Linked DNA regions of Mus musculus: all the other regions are linked to region 1. A link is a loop called in an ENCODE intact Hi-C map of the cell type or tissue named here. Cell type or tissue: left cerebral cortex. All regions are shown on one strand. Region 1 holds the start of Cdh4 (cadherin 4). Region 2 has its middle 5.2 kb from the start of Gm40031. Region 3 has its middle 59 kb from the start of Gm40031. Region 4 overlaps Cdh4 (cadherin 4).

The links. Peaks named below come from ENCODE experiments on the same cell type or tissue, not always from the same donor. Only the 100,000 strongest peaks of a DNase experiment are listed, where the experiment ranks them.
Region 2: it touches region 1 in a loop (5-fold over the local background); 2 of 42 quality-filtered maps call a loop at or near these places.
Region 3: a loop joins it to region 1, with 5 times the contacts of the local background. A loop is called at or near these places in 2 of 42 quality-filtered maps.
Region 4: a loop joins it to region 1, with 2.7 times the contacts of the local background. A loop is called at or near these places in 2 of 42 quality-filtered maps.

What each region holds. Positions count from the first base shown.
Region 1 is chr2:179,437,831-179,442,830 of GRCm38, reverse strand. It overlaps Cdh4 (cadherin 4), which reads right to left and starts at 400. Exons shown (of 16, transcript NM_009867.3): 1 at 153-400. The coding sequence starts at 209. In left cerebral cortex, a CTCF peak has its summit at 2,470 (motif pointing right); DNase peaks (open chromatin) are centred at 255, 969 and 2,465; H3K4me3 peaks cover 787 bases; H3K27ac peaks cover 681 bases.
Region 2 is chr2:178,627,041-178,632,040 of GRCm38, reverse strand. No RefSeq gene overlaps it. Among named protein-coding and RNA genes, the nearest start is that of Gm40031, 5.2 kb to the left of the region's middle. In left cerebral cortex, a CTCF peak has its summit at 2,103 (motif pointing left); DNase peaks (open chromatin) are centred at 2,093, 3,328 and 3,857.
Region 3 is chr2:178,572,869-178,577,868 of GRCm38, reverse strand. No RefSeq gene overlaps it. Among named protein-coding and RNA genes, the nearest start is that of Gm40031, 59 kb to the left of the region's middle. In left cerebral cortex, a CTCF peak has its summit at 2,833 (motif pointing left); DNase peaks (open chromatin) are centred at 2,225, 2,827 and 3,678.
Region 4 is chr2:179,720,628-179,725,627 of GRCm38, reverse strand. All of the region lies in intron 2 of Cdh4 (cadherin 4), which reads right to left. Among named protein-coding and RNA genes, the nearest start is that of Gm36066, 81 kb to the left of the region's middle. In left cerebral cortex, a CTCF peak has its summit at 2,671; a DNase peak (open chromatin) is centred at 3,664.

The DNA of each region.
Region 1 (5,000 bases):
GCACCTAGGGTCCCGCCCGCTCAGCTCCGCGGCTCCTCGCTCCGATAGCGAGCGGCTTCGCGCAGCGCGGGCGGCGGTTTGAGAAGACCGGGAGACACCAGCTAGCCCCACGGGTTCCCAGATCGCCTGCGATCGGAGAGGCGGCAACTTACCCGGAGCGCGCCCGAGAGCCCGAGCAGCAGCAGCGGCAGCACAGAGCCTGTGGTCATCGTCCCCGCCGCGCCGCCCCGGCGCTCGCCCGGTGCCCGGCTTCCCTCGCCGCGGCGATGCTCCGCCCGCGCCCGCCCTGCTTTTCCCCGCACTTGCCGCCCGGGCTCCGGGAGCCAGGCCAAGTGGGCCGGCGGCGCGCTCCCTCCGGCCGGTGCGTCCGCCGGCCTCGCAGCCGCCCGCGCCTCTGTTCCGCGCGCTCGGAACTGCAGGTGAAGCTGAGCGGCGGCCTCGCCGAGGCCCCGCCCCTCCGGCCGGGCCTGACGCGGGCCTTAAAGGAGCCGCTCCCGCGCCCACTCGCTCAGCCGCTTGGCCTGGTTGCTCGCTGGCAGGGCGGCCTCAGTCCCGTGGGACAACTAGAGGCCTGTATGAGCAGACGAAGCCAGGGAGACTGGGTTTCTAGGAGCAAAGACGGTGTGAACCAAAGAAGACTGTGTAGTCTCTGCCCAGCAAGTTAGATGTCCTTTGTAGATTGTGGGACCCCTGCTTGTGATCACACCGTGATGTTAGGTCAACTTCTTTTCAGAGCCCACAGTGAAGAGTGGACACTTCCTTCATCCCTGTGTCATCTAAGTCTCCGGACACAGGCCTTTGTGATGGCCTCCAGCCCTCTGAACAGCTCAGGGATCGGAAGAGAGGGAGAGGGGAGGGGTCACTCTCCAGCTGGGCTGGCTCGGCTGACCCCTTATAGTGTGGGCCTGGCTCTGGCTATCCTCCAAGGTTTGGGAGGATTCCTACCCATTCCTCTGTGTGTGCCAAAATGTAGTTAGGTCTTCTGTATAGGCAAGGAAGAAATCAGAGGCCGCGGAAGGAAGGAAGGGACTCCAGCGGGCAGAGCTGTCAGGCACGTCAGCTCCCTGGGCAGGCCAGCTCCATTTGCTTCGCATGGGCAATTTCCAACCCTGACTGCAGGCATTTCTTTAAGCATCGTATCGCTCTCGCGGAAAAATAAGGGCAGCTTGGACTGTGAGTGAAGGCTTCCCCATCCCTCCCTTGGCTAAGCAATGTACAGAAAAGTGGAGTGTCTGCTCAGATGTTTTTCAAATGTTCTTTGTCTCTCTTCTGAGAAAATCTGTGTCCAGAATACAATAGTTCTGGTTTGAGAAGAGTGAATTAAGTTGCCCCAAGGTCATAGTTAACTTGGACAGAGAGACCTTTTCTTCCTTGCCCCCCCTCCCCCCACTATGGTGGATGACACCCTAGGTCTCCTGACTAGTACTCGAGCCATGGGAAATCAGGGTAACCCAGGGTGCATAGTGGGCTCTGTCCAGAGGTATGAGACTGGGTTTAGCTTGGACCACCAAGTATCTGAACACCAAGCCTGTGCCAACCTGGCCCTATGCCACAGACTGTCCCAGTATTGGCCTGCTAAGGAATGAGAGAGGCTACTAACTTAGCATGGCTGGCTGGGCAGTCTTCAGACTCTTCTATGTCCTTCCCTGGGGAGACAAAGAAACATTCACTCTTGATAGAGAGGTACCCAGACCAAAGCAAGACTTGAGTACAGCTTGGCGAGTCGGTGAGCTTACTGGGGAGGTGAGAAGGAATATGGAGACCTGGAGGAGACAGCTACCCTGTAGATTCAGACACACTGTACAGTCAGGGGGAGATGGCAGCAAATCCTTTTGGAGAGTTCTGTTCTGCTTCTAGGGCACATGTCCCTTAAGGAGATGCCTCCCTCCTGAACATACTTCATCCTGCCCACATCAGCTCCTTCGCTCTTCTTGTATTGAGATGCCTCCGTGGGGGCCACTCTGTGTTCTTAGCCCAGACCTAAGGCAACAGTAAGTCACCTGAAAGAGCCCCTCCTCTCTCCAGCTTAGGTTCTGAGAAGACAGCCATGTCAACTTGAGGGACAAGCCATGGATCTGAGGAAGCAGGTGCCTCCTCAGCACACCTCACCCTTGCCTACAGTTATCTATCTGAGAGTTTTGGCCCTCCAGACAAGCACTGTGACTTCCTGATAGAGCTTACTATCCTAGCATTAACCAGCCCTACTGTGAGTATAGAAGGGTTGTGTAATTTAATCTGCCCCAGGTGTGCACTCACAAGGTTCCCTTTATACAGCCGGCAGAGGGAAGTTTAAGGTTCACTTATTAAGAACGGGCTCCCAGCATTAGCACACAGACCCCAGGGCCCATGCACGGGCAGCATTCCCCAAACTTACTTATTCAAGTCGTTGACTTAGGCTTCTTACAGGAATCCACGTTTCTAAGAGCATGGCTCAGAAACGTTGCAGTAACCCATGCGAGTCCAGCAGAGAGCATTGCTTTGTCAGGCTTGTTCTGAGTGAAGCAGAGAGGGCGTGCTGAGACAGGCAAATACAAAGCGGCTCTTTCCAGGGACTGTCCTAGCCTGTTTCTTATAGTCTGGCCAGCATGACCAAGGGAGCTTGTTTAAAAATATGGGTTCTTGGGCCCCTCACCCACTACTCCCTACTAAAATCCATAGGATAACACACACACAAACCCCCCCCCTCACTCACACACTCTCTCTCACACACACTCACACTTATATTCACATACATTCACACACACATACACTCACATGCTCACATATATTCACACACACTCTTACACAATCATACACTCACAGCCACATGCTCACACACTCATATACTCTCACACACACTTAAACACACTCATACACTCACATACATCTATACACATCCATACACACTCATACACACTCACACACTCTCACACACTCTTACACTCACACTCACACATTCACATGCTCACAGACACATACACTCACACACATTCATACACACTCATATATACTCACACACACGCTCACAGACATACACTCACACACTCACATACTCTCTCACACACATTCATACACTCACACACATTCACACACTCATACACACACTCTCACACAAACTCTTACACTCATACTCACATGCTCACACACATTTATACACTCACTGCCACTCTTCAAGTCATCCTTCTACTCAGGAGGAAATATGCAGAGCCCTAGTGAGAATACAGATTCTCCAAGCTCCATCTGCAGCAAACAACACTGCCTTTTCCCTAGCCTCCTTCCTCTCCTCCTCTCCTCCTCCCCTCCCTCCCTCCCTTCTTCCCTCCCTCCCTCCCTTCGTCCCTCCTCCTCTCCTCCTTTCTTTTCTTATTTTAAGGCCCAAGTTGGCTTCAAACTGACAGCAGTCCTCCTGCCTCAGCCTCCTTACTGTGAGGATCATAGGGTTGAGCCAATATTATTATCTTTTCCTTAAGTTCCTCTTTGACTCATAATGCCCATACTAAAATCTATAGTAAAAAACTCTTTCCATTTATTTATGCATTTATTTATTCATTCATTCACTTTGCATCACAATTACCTCTCCTTCTACTCTTACCTTCCCCCTTCTCCCATTCCCCCTCCCCTTCTCCTCAAAGGGGCAGGTCCCCTCCCTAGGTGCTAACCTGCATTGGTACATAGAGAGTCTCATCCTCTCCCACTGAGGCCAGACAGCCCAGCTATGGGAAAGGGATCCATAGGCAGGCAACAGAGTCCAAGTCACAGACAACCCCCTGCTCAAGTTGTTAGGGGACCCACATGAAGACCAAGCTGCACATCTGCTGCATATTGTCGGGAGCCTACATCCATGCATGCTTTTGGTTGATGATTCAGTCTCAGTGAGCTCCCATGGGCCCAGGTTAGTTGTCTCTGTAGGACCTCCATCTTTACTTCATACAAAGAAAGAAAGAAGAGCCTGGTACCAACAATGTTGTGCAGGGAATATGGTCTTAGACCCTTGGACCCCTGCATTTAATAGCCACCCTTGTGGACAGTAAGCATTTGAACTGTAGGCATTGATTCCATAGGCATTGCTTCCCGTGGAATGCCCTGGACCAAGGAGCCTTAGGAAATGCTGCTTCCTGGGCCTTGGGGTTCTGTGGGTGAAATATGAGGCTCTGACCTACCACTGCCTGCCAGTTCTGCATGGGGCAGCCACTGAGACCTCGAACTTCAAAATCTGAGTAGAGGACCCTAGAAGTGTGCTTTTGTTCCAAAGAGAAGTTATGAAAAGACACCAGGGAATGGGTGTTGTACACATGTAAAACTGTGGAGGCTTGAAAGCAGTGAAGTCTTTTATACCTTCCACTTGAGGTATCTGGCAAGGAGTTCGACTTCCACAAGTCAGATGCTCAAAGATCTCTGACTTCTGTCTGTAGTTTTGCAACCCCTACCATTTATCATGTGTGTGTATGCATGGTCATGCAGGTACATATGCGTGTGTGTGTTTATGTGTGTATGTGTGTACATGCATGTGCATGTATGTGTGTGTATGTATGTGTGTATGTGTGTACATGCATGTGCGTGTATGTGTGTGTATGTGTGTGTGTGTGTGTGTGTGTGTGTGGTTACAGATGCATGTTGCCATGGGTGTCCTTTTAAGCTGGTGCTGAGGATCCAGGCTCAGATCTTCATGTTTTTGTGGCAAGCACGTTAACAACTGAGCCATCTCTCTAGCTTGTGTTTATCATAATCTTTTAGGCACCTTAGTGTTAAAGGGAAAAAAAGCTGTCTTGTAAAGAAGGTAGAGCTGGCAAAAATTGTGCTTATAAAATAAAGCCAGATCCTTGGGGAAGTGTGGTTGAGACTATTTGAGGCAGGATGAGAAGGAATGGAATCAACCTGCTACCGGCTCCTGAAAGCCTCTTTGCGCAGAAGACAGAAGACTCTTAAGGGAAGAAGCAAGAGAGAGATGGAGAGGGAGTGAGCAGAGCACAAATATCAGGCTGCCTCAAGTCTGGCATCATTTACCAGCCTAGCCATGCTTC
Region 2 (5,000 bases), 810 kb after region 1:
CGCTGTGTAGCCGAGTCAGCTCAAGCTGCTAGGACCTGAATCCTGCAGGACAGAATTTTGGAAGACAGTCCAAATGGGGGCAACACTTTACAAAGTGAAAGTTATTTCCAAAACTCGGACTCCCAGATGGCACAGCTTGTGCCACTCACTGCAGGTAGCCAGAGACAGATACAAATCCACAGGCCTTTACTCACTATACCTGTGTTCCTGGAAGGCATTAATAATCAATCCCTGCCTTCAGAGCCAGAGAGCTCAAACATGCGTGCCTATTTGTTATGTCTGTACCCCTGGCAGGCATTACTAATCAAGCTCAACCCTGGGTGCCAAAGATTTTGACCTAACTCTGGACTCCTCCTCCAAGTGGGACTCCAAGCATCTGCCGTTCAACAGCTGGAACAGCTAAGACTATCAGTGTGGACACAGGGCAAGGGGCCTATCACAGCTGCTCTCCAGAGAGAGGAGTACTGGAGCAGCAAGCAAACTGGCAGCTTTGTCCCACCCTCAGCATCTTGTAGCTCGACTTGGGAGCTCCATTATCCAGGTGCCCTTTGCTCTCTGCTCTGCTGGACTCTTGCTGCCTCGGGACTCTGGCTGTAATTAAACCTGGATGGGCACTGTGGTCCTTGGTCATGACCTCCTGGCTCAGATCTCCATTTTGCTCTTGGCCTCTGACTTTCTGGAACAGTACCCAGGACTCCTTCCATGACTTCTGCCCAGGGTTCTCCAGCAGGGCAAGCATTTAAAGCAACCCTGGATCCCCATGTCAGCTCTGCCGGATGGACGGATGGACGGATGAACGTACAGGAGACCCAGCCTTTGTTAACTCCGTTGGTGCTGGAGGAGCCTGCTTCAGGCCTCCCATCTCACATGGCTGCCCTGCTCAGCACCTGTTAGCCACATCAGCTCTGCCAACACAGCCCTGCACCCTCCAAAGTCCATCTAACTTTCTGTAGTTTCCTTTGGGGACGCATGAAGCCATCTATGTGTTTTTACGGTTCTCAGAGCTCACTCTGCTTGTCTGTGTGAACGCTGCTTAGCAGCCCCATTCCGATGGAACCGAGACTCACACAGGAAAACTCAACTTTCACTAATGTGGACAAGCATTGCTCTACCACAGCGCACAACAGCAGCCTCGAGGGCCTGGAGCTGGGAACCGGAGCCAGGTAGACGGGAAAGGTCATGATCACGTGTTCAGAGCACTGAAAACTGAGTAGCTCAGAGTGTGTTCTGCAGCTGAGTTCTGTTCTCAATTATTCACGATCTTGACTGGGATTCAAGGTCACTGTATCTCCGCATCTTTCATTCTGAGAGGACCACGTGGTGCTGTCCACTCCCAATAGGCTGCCACGAGTACAAAGCTGTGCAGAGACAGGCCAGCTGCAACAGGCAGGGTTTGCAGTATACATACATCCCTGACAGATGGACCCGAGCTCAGCCGGGCTGGGCTGTGGATCCTGAGCATAACTGAAAGTTCCTTCCTGCAGAAGAGAGAAAGGTCCCAGGCTGGACCCAAATCCCAGCGCCGGGCACATCTGAATCATTTCCATGGACACAATCCAGAAGGCCTGATGGTCAGCCATGCCCACTCCTTCCTGCCCACAGTGTCTACCTGCAAGAAGCAACCACCAACAGCCCTGGGCTCTACAAAGCTGTGAGACACCCCCCCCCCCCCCCCACACACACACACACTCGCTCTCTGATGAGGGAACAGGGCATTTGCATGTGTTTTTGTTTAGAAGAGGACAAGAATGAAGAACTTGAAAACTGAAGCCTAACTGGCTGGTCTCCCTTGAACCGCTCTGGCTGGATGCACACCCTCGGAAGTTCTCAAAGACTTATTTTCAAAGGGCTTATTTCTGAAGATTTCAAAAACGATGGTCAAATATAATCTTCTCTTTTTTCTTTCTGAAGAATAGCACATCTCAAAGTTATCTGAGTTTTACAGCCTGGAAGTTGTGAAGAATAGATCCTGGCCTGCTAGGCCCAAACAACAAAAGCAGGCAGCCCACCTGTATGCAGTGTAATCTCTTTTTGTTTTGTAATTACGGCCATCCCTGGGCCTGAGTAATGGAGAGCAAGGCAACAGCGCCATCTGTAGGTGGAGAGTGGCAGCGCAGACAGGACTCTGCCAACAGTGGCTCCGGTGTGCACGCCTTCCACACACTTGCACTCAGAACACACACACACTGACACATCACACACATGTGCACGAAAGGACACCACATCCACCACATACACATATCACAAATATACACGTTTACATGTCAGTGTACACACCAACAAACATCCACATATCTACATGTATGCATAACACATACACAGCACAGACCTATACACAAACACACTTCGCACATATTCATATAAATGCACACAAATTCACTATACACGCCATCCCACATACCCCATGATTCACACATGCAGATACGCACATGCACAATGATATCACACACATGTGCACACATACACACACCACATGCACACACCACACACCAAGCCCATACCATACCACACACAAAGAAACCACATATGTCTACCACTCATGTACCAACTTTATACATACAAAACCACCACACACACATCAAGGACACACCTTCTGCACACCCCATACACTACATAAGCACACACATACACACCACACATGTACACGCACACATGCACACACACACACACACACACACACACACATACACACCGCACTTCGGGAAGAGCTGAGTGCAGAGTTCTGTTATCTGAAGAGTAAATAAGTGGCCGTGATTACACTGGAGTGGGTTTGCTACATCTGTGAAGTTTCTAATTTTCTGTTCTCTTTTATCTGTAATTATTCCCATGTTAGGGCCTCCCCCTGTATAAATATTACTCATATGCAACACAAAAGACTAAGGGACACTCACTGCTATAACTGTTTAGTAGGGAAACATGTAAACCATCTTTGTGCTTATTAATGGAGCCTGGTTAAATTGATAGAGGCCTCTGAGGCAGTGAGGCTTGTGAAAACCTCACAGCTAGGAGGGCGCCAGGCAGAGGAGGGAGCAGGGGCATTGCCACTTAGAAGCTGAGGCTGCAAATGCAGCCTGGACAGTCTGACGTGGCTTGCACCGCTTTTGTACGATGAGTGCTCATGTAATCCTGAGCTCGTGGCATATTTGATAGAATATTTGATATTTGATGTCACATTTGACAGAATGTGCTGCAATCTGTGACATTCCAGTGACCATCCCATTATCCTCCCAGGTCTCCGCAAGACAGATTTCCTAATCCTTAAGTGTTGATGAATCGGTGTTATTTTGGCTGAGTGCAAGATTAGTTATGCAAACAGCTTCCCTGGAACTGTGAAGCCATGTCTCCACTGTCTCCCGGTATCTATTGCTGGCACGGGGAAGCCGAACACTGCTAGAATTCTGCCTCTAAGCCAAAAATATCATTTTTCTTTCTGGGGGTTTTGAATAATCTGATCCTTTTCTGTTCTTCTGGAATTTCCCCCCTACGTGTCTAGGGTGGGTCTTTCCTCCTCTCAGAACCATTACTGGGTCTTAATTTTCCTTGTTCTCTGGTCCCTTCTCTCCTTCCGGGATTCTTTAAGGAGGTGTGGATCTTAAGGGGTTACTGTCCGCATGGTTCGGCTCTCCTTGTATCTACACATCCCTGTGGGATTCCTGAAGTGTCCTGAAAGCTTTAGCTGTGTCTCCTCTGCCCTCTGCCCACAGATCAGCTTGGGATTTTGATGTTCCCATTTCTAACTTCCTGGCTTCTGTGCCTACCTGGTTTGGGGTGTACTTATCTCTCTTTGCTCTTTTTAGTCTGCTCACTGAACCGGCTAGCCCTGCTCCGAGAGCGTCTGGCTCCTTCCATCTGTTGCACTGGTATCGCACGTGTCTACTGTTGATTCTCCTCAAGTGTCTGCTGCCCCACCGCTCTAAGCTCCAAGCACTGAACCCATTGCTTTTCTTCCAGGGAATGAGACCCACTGCCCCTGGGTTGACAGATCTTGTTTTCTGGGTGTGAAGCCTACCCTCCCCCACCTTGCCTTCCTGAGGTCACAGCATTCAGTCTTGTCACCCCAGAGCTTGCAGTAACTGCTTTGGCCTCAGGCTAAGCCATTGCTGTATGACACATGGAAAAATAAGACAGAGCTACTGCATGTAATTTTAGCTCCCTCAGCTCAGTTCTCGGAAGCCCCACCCTTACCTCCCAGGTCTGTTCTGTCCTCTTGGGTATCTGTCATTCTTTGCTCTCTGCATCCCTCAGTCAGCTGCAAGGATTACCTGCCTCTCTTCTGTCTTCAAGGCTCTCTGGTCTCCTGCAGGGGACATGGCTGGCTAGGATTTCAAGTTGTATTTTTTAAATATAACGTGTGAGGGATTTGACATGTAGGAGGAAGGGATCCTGCTCCTGTGGCCATTTGTCTTCCCTGATTTAACAACTCCAGGAAACAGGTGAGTTACTGTTGCCTGTGCCATCACAGGGGATGGGTGACAGCCTCCCGCCTCCCCACCTCCCCAGGGGAGAATGAAGGTCACAGAAAGCATGCTCTGTGGTGTTACCCAACTCAGTTTGTGTCTGCTTATTTCTCGTGACTCTGAATAAGGACAAATGTTAAATATCTGGTCATCGGCATCTTGTAGCAGATTTGGCAACAATTCATTTGTTAAAACATTTGTGTTCGTTCTCTTTTCAGGGTTAGATGCTTTCAGCTAGAACATCTGGTTTCTGTGTTTACAAAGTCTTACCGAGTGTGATAAGTACTTAGAGCCATTTTCTCTTCTGCTGTCATAACCCAGATATCTTTCCTGTTGCAACAATGAGTCGCTCGCTGGTTGCCACCCAGGGGTTTGGCTTGGAGACCCTTCTCACTTCTTTCTCCTTTCTCATGCTCTCCGTGGAGAGTGGACACTGGCTTCGTCTTACAGAATGATGTCCTTGGCGTTAGTGTGGAAGGAGCATCCAGACCCAAGCTTCCAGAAGAAGCATCTTTCAGGCTGATGAGATCGAGAGGCTGGTGC
Region 3 (5,000 bases), 860 kb after region 1:
CAGACACAGGTAAGTGTCCAATACCTGGAAGCTGTTGTCATTTTGGTTCTGTGCAGTAGTTCTCAGTCTGTGCTCCTGTCAGTATCAGAGACACCTAGGAATATGTTAAAACACACATCCCTGCCATCACCAGAGCCACAGTGGCCTAGCAACCCACATCTCGGCAGCTCTTCTGGCCCTTGAGATTGTAAGGTATGCTTGAGAAGTGCCCGAGACACCTGTTCCGATAGAAACTGTGACTAGCTGACCTCCCTGTCCCCCATCACGATCCGGCATCCCTATCTGACCCCCCTTTTATCTTCATCCTCAGAGAAGCTCTGTGTCTGGCACAATCGAGGTTCTAAACCCTACCCAGTAACGAGTGATGGCTCTGCAGCATTACAGATGTTTTCCCAGCACCCCGAAGGACCCACGATCTCCCCATTTCTCCCTACTGTTTAGAAAGACAGGTGACAGTGAAATGCTCAGGTCCCTGTCTTGGCCGCCATGTGGCATCTCTCTTACATGCGTTCTCGCGACCGGCCAGGAAAGACGCAACAAACCGGAATCTTCTGCGGCAAAAGCTTTATTGCTTACATCTTCAGGAGCAAGAGAGCAAGAGCAAGAGAGCAAGAGAGCGAATGGCGAAACCCCGTCCCTTTTTAAGGAGAATTATCCTCCGCCTAGGACGTGTCACTCCCTGATTGGCTGCAGCCCATCGGCCGAGTTGTCGTCATGGGGAAGGCAGAGCACATGGAGTGGAGAACTACCCTTGGCACATGCGCAGATTATTTGTTTACCACTTAGAACACAGGATATCAGCGCCATCTTGTAATGGTGAATGTGAGGGCGGCTCCCCACACATCTCCTTTCTCTGAGTCTGATGGTGTGCTAAGGGACAAATCCCATGACTGACTCCTCCCACAAGGCTTGGTAATCTGATGTTACAGGACTGACCACTGGGCTGTCCACTCTCACTTCCTGTTTGACTCTGGAGCACTTGAAAAATGAGAGAGACGGGGGTGGTGGTGGGGGTCGGTTTCCCACAGCTTTGTTCCTCTCCTGGCTTTGACACTGTTGGGGTCTCACTGTGTAGTTGCTTTAGATTAGGCCTCTCCTGTTTGCCAAGCCTCTGAAGCACACACAGCTTGCATCAAACCAGGTGAGAGTGTGGGAGGGTCCTGCTACTGTCACCTGCTGGGCTTGCACTGGGTGACAGGCAAGGGGCAGGCAGACTCCTTTGTGGAGTTTAAGGGATGAGGAGTCTGTCTTCCAATGGGGAAAGAAGCAGAGCCACACCTGGCATTCCCTAGAGAGGACAGCTGTTGGGCATCTCCTGGGACATGATGTTCCTGCTGTTGGTGGAGACTGGGACACTCCACCTGATGGATGGAAGTTAAGCCAGGCAGCAGGTCCCCTTTGCCTATTAAAGTAGCATTAAAATGTGTTTAGTGGAAATACCTAGTGCAGGCGGCACCCTAATGAAACTGGCATCCTCATATACTTCTGGAAGCATCTGGCAAGCTAGCAAATGGGGATAATGTGCAGTTGGAAGGCATCCGTCAACACATGAGCCATTATAAACATTTGTGCTGCTGGGCCCAGCAGTCAGAGCTATGGAAAGCTGTCCTCGACAGCGATACTTTCAGCAGAACGGGGTGCATTCTGGGTTGCGTTTGTTGCCAACAGAAGTGATAAAGATGTCAGAGAGTGACTATGGAAATGGACATGACTGCTCGGGGGGTTAGAAGCCTTTAATGTGATTTTCCTGGCAAACATCAGCCACCTGAACACAAAAGAGTCTTAAGCTATGTTGGTTAAATAGCAGCACCTGGAGTCGTACTCAGTACAACAGCAGCAAGCGCAACAAGGGAGACGCCAGAGGGGGGTGTGTCAGAAGGACCTGTGACAGTGCCATACATATGGCATGGCTCCCTGCACTTTGTGTTCTGCGCTGAGTGGGAATGGTTGAGAGGGGTGACGCGGAGCTGGCTGTGCTGAGGGAGGACACCATGGTCACAGGATCTTCTCCCTCTCGCTCTCTTTTAGCAAGCATTCAGAGACAAGATGCCTCAGGTTTGATTGGCCAGAGACCAGGAAGCCTCTGAGCCATGTGCAGAGAGCTATGAGGTTGACACCATGCTCCCCCTGCCCCAGCCCTTGATGATTGCCTGGCAGCCTCAGCTCTAGTTTGGCAAGTTATATCCCTCAAGAGTAGGGGTGCCTGAGTACAAGACGGGAGTCCCTGTTGGCTGAGGAACCTGCAGAGAGTATTGCATAAGAAGTTCCCTAGTGGCAAGCGACGGCTGAGACATTTGAAATATGGGGCAGGCACGGGCAGAGAGGCTTAGAGCAACCTGGGTAAAATTGCTTTAATGCCGTGGAGCAGGGCTGTGGGGAGGAGCTCCCATTTCCATGTCAAACGGAAAAGCTCTCTTCATAGTTTGTATACAGGGCTCTTGCTTTGCCCTGCAATTTTGGTCACATAAGCTAGAAGGTATTTGGAAGTCTTTGCTTCATTTAATAACAAAACATAATATTATTTCTTGCTTACTTAACAGCCATCTTGTTATTTATTTCCATTAATTTTAATAACTGGAATAATAAAGAGTTATAGGTTCGTGTTAGATAAGGTTTTTTTCCCCTTTGTTAACTATCACTCCACTATTAAAATCGGCCTGTCCCCAATCTGTCATTAAGGACAGATTGTAAAATACAAGTTCCTATCACTTTGTGAGCCTCTGAGCTCTGCCACTCCACAATGCCCAGGTCTCTCAGACTCTCCTCTGCCAAGAACACCAGAGATAGATTTGAACAAAACATATTTTTAAGAGTGCATGCTGCCACCTGGTGGTGGTGTACCCAAATTTAATTCTTAGAGTTTAGATGGCAAGGCAATTCTTAGGAAATAGATTGGGGACAGTCATTTCATGGTTCGTATTCTTTATTTAGCTCCTTCTGTTCCAGACCAAGGGCACTCACGTTCTCTCTCTATCTGCTTGCCGCTGTACTCCTGGCTTCCAGGTGCTGTTACCCCATGGGGCAGTGGGTTCCTGTGGGCTCCTGTGGATTTTGCCCTCATCCCAGCTAACCCACAACACTGATCAGCAAACCCCGGCCTCACCTGGCTTACAATGCAGCACCCCCTTCTACCCCCATGTCCCAGTCCCAGTCACACATACCCACGGCAAACTGATCTGCTGAGCTCAGTACCAGAAGGAACAGCATTAAAGCAGGAGACAGCTGTTTGCTGGTGGGAAAGAGCGGCTTTCAATTATTTAATATGAAGCAACAAGGGGAGTGGCTCAGCCCCTGACAGGCTGACTAATTCGTAGGCTCTCAGGCAACACCAGGCCGGTGAAGTTACCGTCCTTTGATTGGTAACACGATGGCATCTTAATTTGTTTGTGTAATTACATTTTTTTAGGGCTACTATCAAATGTTAATGCTGTGTTAGGCAGAGGACGTAAAACGATTCGGATACACCAGACATGGTGTCACTGTGGGGGTGGGGGTGATTGCTGGGACTTTGTTGGAATGAGAACATCACTAGCGAGAGGCACACGTATGTGGCTTTCCTGAGGCCAGCTCGCTTCAGGTGACTGGTGTTGGTCTCAGATATCACATTCACTGTTGTTCCTGATGTTTAATTCATCAGTGTGCTCCAGGTCTGGCAGTAGGATGGGTGTGTGCATGGAAGCCAATTTCCTGCCAGTACATTATCACTCGTAGGAGGATTCCCTTTCCTTGGGAGGATTCTCTGTATCCTGGGAGGATTCCTTGTCTCCTGGAGGACTCTTTATCCCTAGGAAAACTCTTGCCCTGGGAGGACTCTCTTTCCTTAGGAGGAGTTCTCTATCCCATATGAGGAGCTCTCTACTCCCAAGCGCACTAAGATTGCCCTGTGCCACAACCCTTCCTCTAGGCTAGCCACCATGCCCATTAATACCCCTCTAAATGCTCTGGCTTCTAGGCCAGTGGACTCCTGGAGTAGCACCAGGCTGGGAACCAGGTGTCAGGTGTGTCCGCACCAGCCTGAAGCATCACTCTGACAGGGATATGTCCTGGTCTAAGATCTCCTGACCTGGCAGAGAGCCAGAACTCTCCGTCATACCTAGATACAAACAGGTTCCCAGGGAGATGCCTGCTCCAAGAGGCTTCCATTGACTAGGTTCTCGAGTACAGGGATACCCAAGAGGACTCTTATTTCATATTTAACATGCAGAGCAGATCCCTGCTACACAGTTCCAACTCTGTGGACCAAGTTTTCCCACATACTTGGGAACCCACACTTCTCTAAGCCCTTTCCCTCAGACAGACCTGTGCTCTGGGTGGGAAAAGCTAACCACCTATCAGGCATTTATCTGTTCAGTCCTGCAGACTGATGCTCTCTGGGCAAAGCACATGGGTTGGGGAGTTCACAAGTGCAGAAAAACCAATTCTTGATTTCTTTACTGGCGGTGACATTACACAAAATTTTCCAGAGAAGCAGAATGGGGGGAAGGGAGGGCACAAATATTACAGAGCGAGAAGGAGAGGTGGACTTTGGGGAGGGGAAGCAGGGAGGGAAGAGTGGTATGGGTATGGAAAGAGGAAGAGAGAGAGACAGGCTGAGATGGACTGAAAAGCTGGAAAGGCAGAGATGTGGAAGGAGGGAGAGATGCAGAGAAAGAGAGGGGGAAAGGAGAGAGGAAGAAAGGAAAAAGGAAGCAGAGAAGGCAGAGGGGACAGACAGGAGAAACTGGGCTTTGTTGTCTAGGAGGCTGATGAGTCCCACAGTCTGCACACTGCAGCTGGGGACCAGGAGGGTTCACACCAGGGTCAGGCCTGAGACCCACAGCAGCTGCTTTTGTAGGTGCTGTTCTGGGCACGAAAGGTTAAGACGCAATGCAATGCAGAAAGGGGATGCTGAGATGGAGGCAGGCACGTGTCTCTCCCCTCACTCTGCACTGCATGGGCAGAGACACTCACCTGGGGATTCATCTCCTTCATTGAGATCAAGGATCCCAAGTGAAGCTCCT
Region 4 (5,000 bases), 280 kb before region 1:
ATCTCACCAGTGAGAAAGGTGAGGCGAACTGTTAGCACTTAGAAAAACTAACTAAATACCACTTATTTGTGAATTACCACCACCAAAGGCCTGTAATTATTATTATTACCTTTAAGGATGGAAATAAATCTTTCGATGGGAGGTAAACACTACCTGTGGGCGACCTTTCTTCTCGATGCTAAAGTCTAGTTTTCCTAGAGGTGAAGGTGTTGGCTACTTTTCTGTCTTATGAGAAACTCAGTGGTTAGTACCCTCCCACCCCTCCTCCAGTAGATGTTCAACACAGCACTCTCAAAAAGGATAAAGTATGTATTAGCAATGCTTCCTGGATAGTATTATGATAGTTTTGTTAACGGCGTCAGTCATCGTGGGCCCAGGCTCCCAGGACAAACTTCAGCTATACACTCCAGAGTGCACTTCATCTACAGCACGCCGATCTAAGTGCACGCAGATGTCCTCAATCAGAAAGTGCAGACAGCAGCGATGCACTCTGGGCAGGCATCGTTAGCTCTGTGCCCGACTTCGAGATAAACACTAGGAATTGACCAGTGAACAAAACTCCAGCTTCATGGAGAGTGCAAAAATCCAGAAACGTGAATGTGAGCAACTGAACTGTGAGAGGTCAGAGGTCGGAGAGCGTGTCTGCTCAGAGCTCAGATGGACACGGTCAGGCCAAGCATCATGGAGCAAGGACTGTGGAAGAAGAGCCTGCTGTTTAGGCAAAGTGCAGGAGAGCGGTGCCCCCATTACCACAAACCTCTGGAACAGGAAGTGCTTGAAACTATTAAAGAAGCCAGAGAAGAGATGCTGAGGTCCACCCAGTGACCACTTGTAGGTAAGTCCCCCAGTGTAGCAATGGGGCCAGCAGTGAGTAGATCACTCAGGACCACATGGAAGAGTTCTGTTCTAAACGTGACCCAGAGCCATCGATGGGTTGGAAATAAAGAGCTGACATGATCTCATTTTTGTAAAAAGTATTGATTGGCAAGCAGCTACAAGCAGGGGAATGGACAGAGAGAGGCGTGGAGAAGCAGCGTGGAAACTGGGCTAACTCAGACTGTACAGTCAGGGAACGTGCAGCTCTTGAGGGAGCCGCCACTGATGATGCCCTGACTCTGCTTCCCTGTCATGAGTCTCATGCTACTGTGCGTAGACAATGGCCTTGACAGATCCATGGCTTCCCTGAGCCTGCGCCTCAGCCAGGCCATGCCTCTGTACCTCATCAAGACAGATAGCAGCGACAAGTACTTCCAGAAGTCCTGCCTGGATGGCCCAGACCTGGAAATACCTACTGGGTCTGAGGCCTGGAGGCCTAGAACGGTCACAGAAGCCATTAGAAGCTGGTGTTTCTTTGCTTGCAAATTTGTCACAGAGACAGGCACAACCTGTAAATCCTCCCTCAGTTTTCAGACACCCAGCCTTCCAAAGCTAAGTCTAAGCTCTGGTCCCCAACACAAGCATGACCCAAAGCTGCTCTCTCTCCCTGCGGGACATCTCTCATGTGATCAACACTGAACCGCACATCTCCTGTTCCTAGTGCAGGTGACAATATCAGTCACAGTCCTTAAAGCAAGTCCATGGCGACTTATAAATCGTGACCTGAATATGTCACTTCAGAGTCACAACAATGAAGTTCACAGAGCCTGCGAGAGGGAGACTTGGGAAACAGAAGTTAGAAAGAAAGCACAAAGGAGTTAGACTAGACTCTACTTATACTAGGCCCCATCTTATAGATGAAGGCTTTAAACTGGGAAGCCAAGAGGGGCCAGACGCGGTTGGACCCTGCTTACTGCCGTGTGGCCAGCTTTTGGATGCCAAAAGAAGAGTCCACCACCAGCATCTGGAGCTGGTCCTTACAGCTGAGACAAACACTAGAGGCAGGCAAGCTCTACAAATCAAGGGTTGCAGACGGCTCTCAAGTCAAGCTGACTCCTCCGTCCTCCCCATGATGCCTTGCTTCTCCTTCTACCCATGATGCGTTGCCAGCGGCCTGGGGTCCTTCTGTAATCTCCTCCTCCCCATGATGCCTTGCCAGTGGCCTGGGTCCCACCTTTAATCTCCTCCTACCCATGATGCCTTGCCAGCGGCCTAAGTTCCATCTGTAATCTCTGCCTACCCATGATGCCTTGCCAGCGGCCTGGGTCCCATCTGTAACTTCCACACAGCTTCACCGAGCTCCCTTCCACCCTGTGGCAGGAATCTCCTGCTGGACAACTGGCGGACAGGATCAGAGTTTACCTTCTTATTTTGTTACACAATATGCTTGCTGGGTTAACTGAGGGTGGTGATGGTGGCTGTACTGTCTGTATCTGTTGTCTGTGGTCCCCTGAGGATGTCAGAAGGAGATGACTGTGGCCCAGCCATCTGCAGTGAGGGGCATTCCGGACTGGGGTGTTTCCTGTTTCAGTCTGACATCATGCCACATCAAAATGCAGCCGAGGGACAGGAGCCCACTTCATGGTGATAAGCTTAAATCATGTGGCCTCCTGGCAGCCTGGGCCATGTTTTGGTCATGTGCTTTTAGTAATGTCTGCTGGTGTTAACCCTCCTTGGGAGGCCACAATCCTATAGCAGGTGGGCCACATGGCTGCAACGTCCTGAGTGAGCTCCTCTCCAGAAGCAGGGGTGGTATTATCTTGTCCTGTGGTGCACTACCTGTGATGCCCACAGTGTGGGGGTATCACACAGACATGGGACTCTATCCTTGGACCCTCCCTACCTTTAGAAAACAGGTCCTGCCTCCCAAGTCACAATCAGCCAGGATAGGGTGCTATGTACTTGGGACTTCTAGATCTCCCAAATTCAAACAGTAGTTATTTTCACTTCTGCATATATGCTCACGTCTGTGTTTGCATGTATGAGTCTGTGTGCCTATGTGCCCATGTATATCATGTGTGCATGTTCAGGCATGTGTCTATATGCATATAGCTCTTTCCCTGTTAGATGATTTCATGTTATCTCATTTTGAAGTAGAGAGATATAAAACATACGTGACATGCTTGCCGACTACCCTCCTAGCCTGATGTTTTTGTGGCTGTTTATGCTCCATGTTTCTGGAATCCTCACTGTTACCTGAGATTTAGGAGATCTTGGATGCTCGAGAAAGGGAGGCAGCGAGAAAACAGAGAATTAAGATGTTGCCTTTGGAAAGACAAACAGGTGCCTCCTGAAGAGCCTGAGGTCAGACCTTGTTAGCAGCAGGGACCCCGGCATGCAGGGGAGATGTATGCTGGCCTAGTCAAGCTACCCCTCTGTTCCTATATCTGCTGGACACAGAGGACAGGCCGGTGGTGACCCTTCCACCTCCTCACTGCCTCCCCGACCCCTGCCAGCCTCTTGCTCTGTTTTGTAAACTGAAAGGAAGCTGCTGTGCAGTGAACCCTGGTCAAACACCGGCTCGGCCTTGTGGACACCAAGCTGCCACTTTGTAGCATTCTCGAGTAACCAAATTTGCTTTTCCTTTTTTTCTTTTCTTTCTTTCTTCTTCTTCTTCTTTTTTTTTTTTTTTTTTTTTTTTTAGCCCACACCTGCAGCTTGGAGCTGACACAGAAGTTAACCACCCCAGTACATTGGAATCAGAAAATGTTGTTCTAACAAAATGTTTCAGGCTGGATCAGCTCCAACTCCTTGAAGAAGCTTTTCTTCCGTTATCCAATTCATCTCCTTACTGAAGTGCTTGGCAGAATCTTCCAGCGCCGTTGGGCTCTGTGACTCTATTTGGAATGCGTGGGATTCTGGGAAATGGATGAGTGGTGGTACCTGGGGAGGCTGGGGCCGTGTCTGTAGCCCTCTATACCTCATCCAGAAAGAGAGCTGCTACCACGGTGAGGAGAAGCCCTGGGGACAGTAACACAGGACGGCCGGTGCGTGGAGCTAGATGGGCATCTCAGGAAGCAGGGAGGCTCCTGGGTGAGGTAGCCCCTCCTCCCAGAGGCCTGGTGTCCCCAGACACCAGCCTGTACAAGGTCTGCTCTTTCCCTCTGGTCACAGGAGCACACAGAGATGGCAGTCCCTGAACAGCAGCAGCAGAGGCCAGCGCCTTTAGCCTTCAGGAGTGAGAGCGGTTACTAAGTGATTCCTCTGAAGTCTCCCAGCCTGTGGCATTCTGTTACTGCATCCTGACAGAATGTACAGGAAGGGCTCTGTTTGTATAACGAGAGAAACAAACAAACAGAAATCCCTAGGGCGCATCCATCTTGCAAATCTATTTATATATGGATTGAGTTTTGTTTTTTTTAAAACCAAACATGGGGACTGGGGTGCAGTTCAGTGGGAGAGCATTTGATAAGGGTGTCTGACGCTCTGGGCTTGGTTCCCAACCTGCACGAACATGCACATGTGTACATGCGCTCATGCACACAGACACATGTACATGCACACACACACACACACACATGCGTACACACATGCAAATGTGTATGCATACAACACATACACATATACACACACATGTGTGCACACCTCTTATTCTGTTAGTTAGTTTATATATGTTCATTCACATTTAAAGATAATATATGCTCAGTGACATGCCTACTGGTACATGGTTGTAATGTGATTCAGAGTCCCTCAGGAAGGCAGCACCCAGGAGCTCCTGGAACTGTCCATGCCTCTGACACATCAGTGGTTTGAGCTATAGGTGAGCAGGACAAGGTAGCCTGGGACTCTTCTGCACAGGGTAATTCATGTAATGGTGGACTCTCAAAGACCATGCTTCTGTTCTTAAAGCCTCTGTGCAAAGTCACTAGGATACCCCTGGCTGAAAATCTTGATTTCTTCCTGACAGGCAACTGATGAAGTCTTAGCCACACTGGTTCACACTGACATGTGACATCACTGCCCCTGAACCTATCTCCCCATTAGCCTTGAAGGAGAGTTGGGGCCTGGTGGCTGTCTGTCTGCCATCCACCCTTCCCTGTCACTTTGGGGTACTTGACTGACTCCTGGTGAATCCTGAGTCCATAGACTGAGTAAGTGGTTGCTCTATTTCTGCACATCTGGAG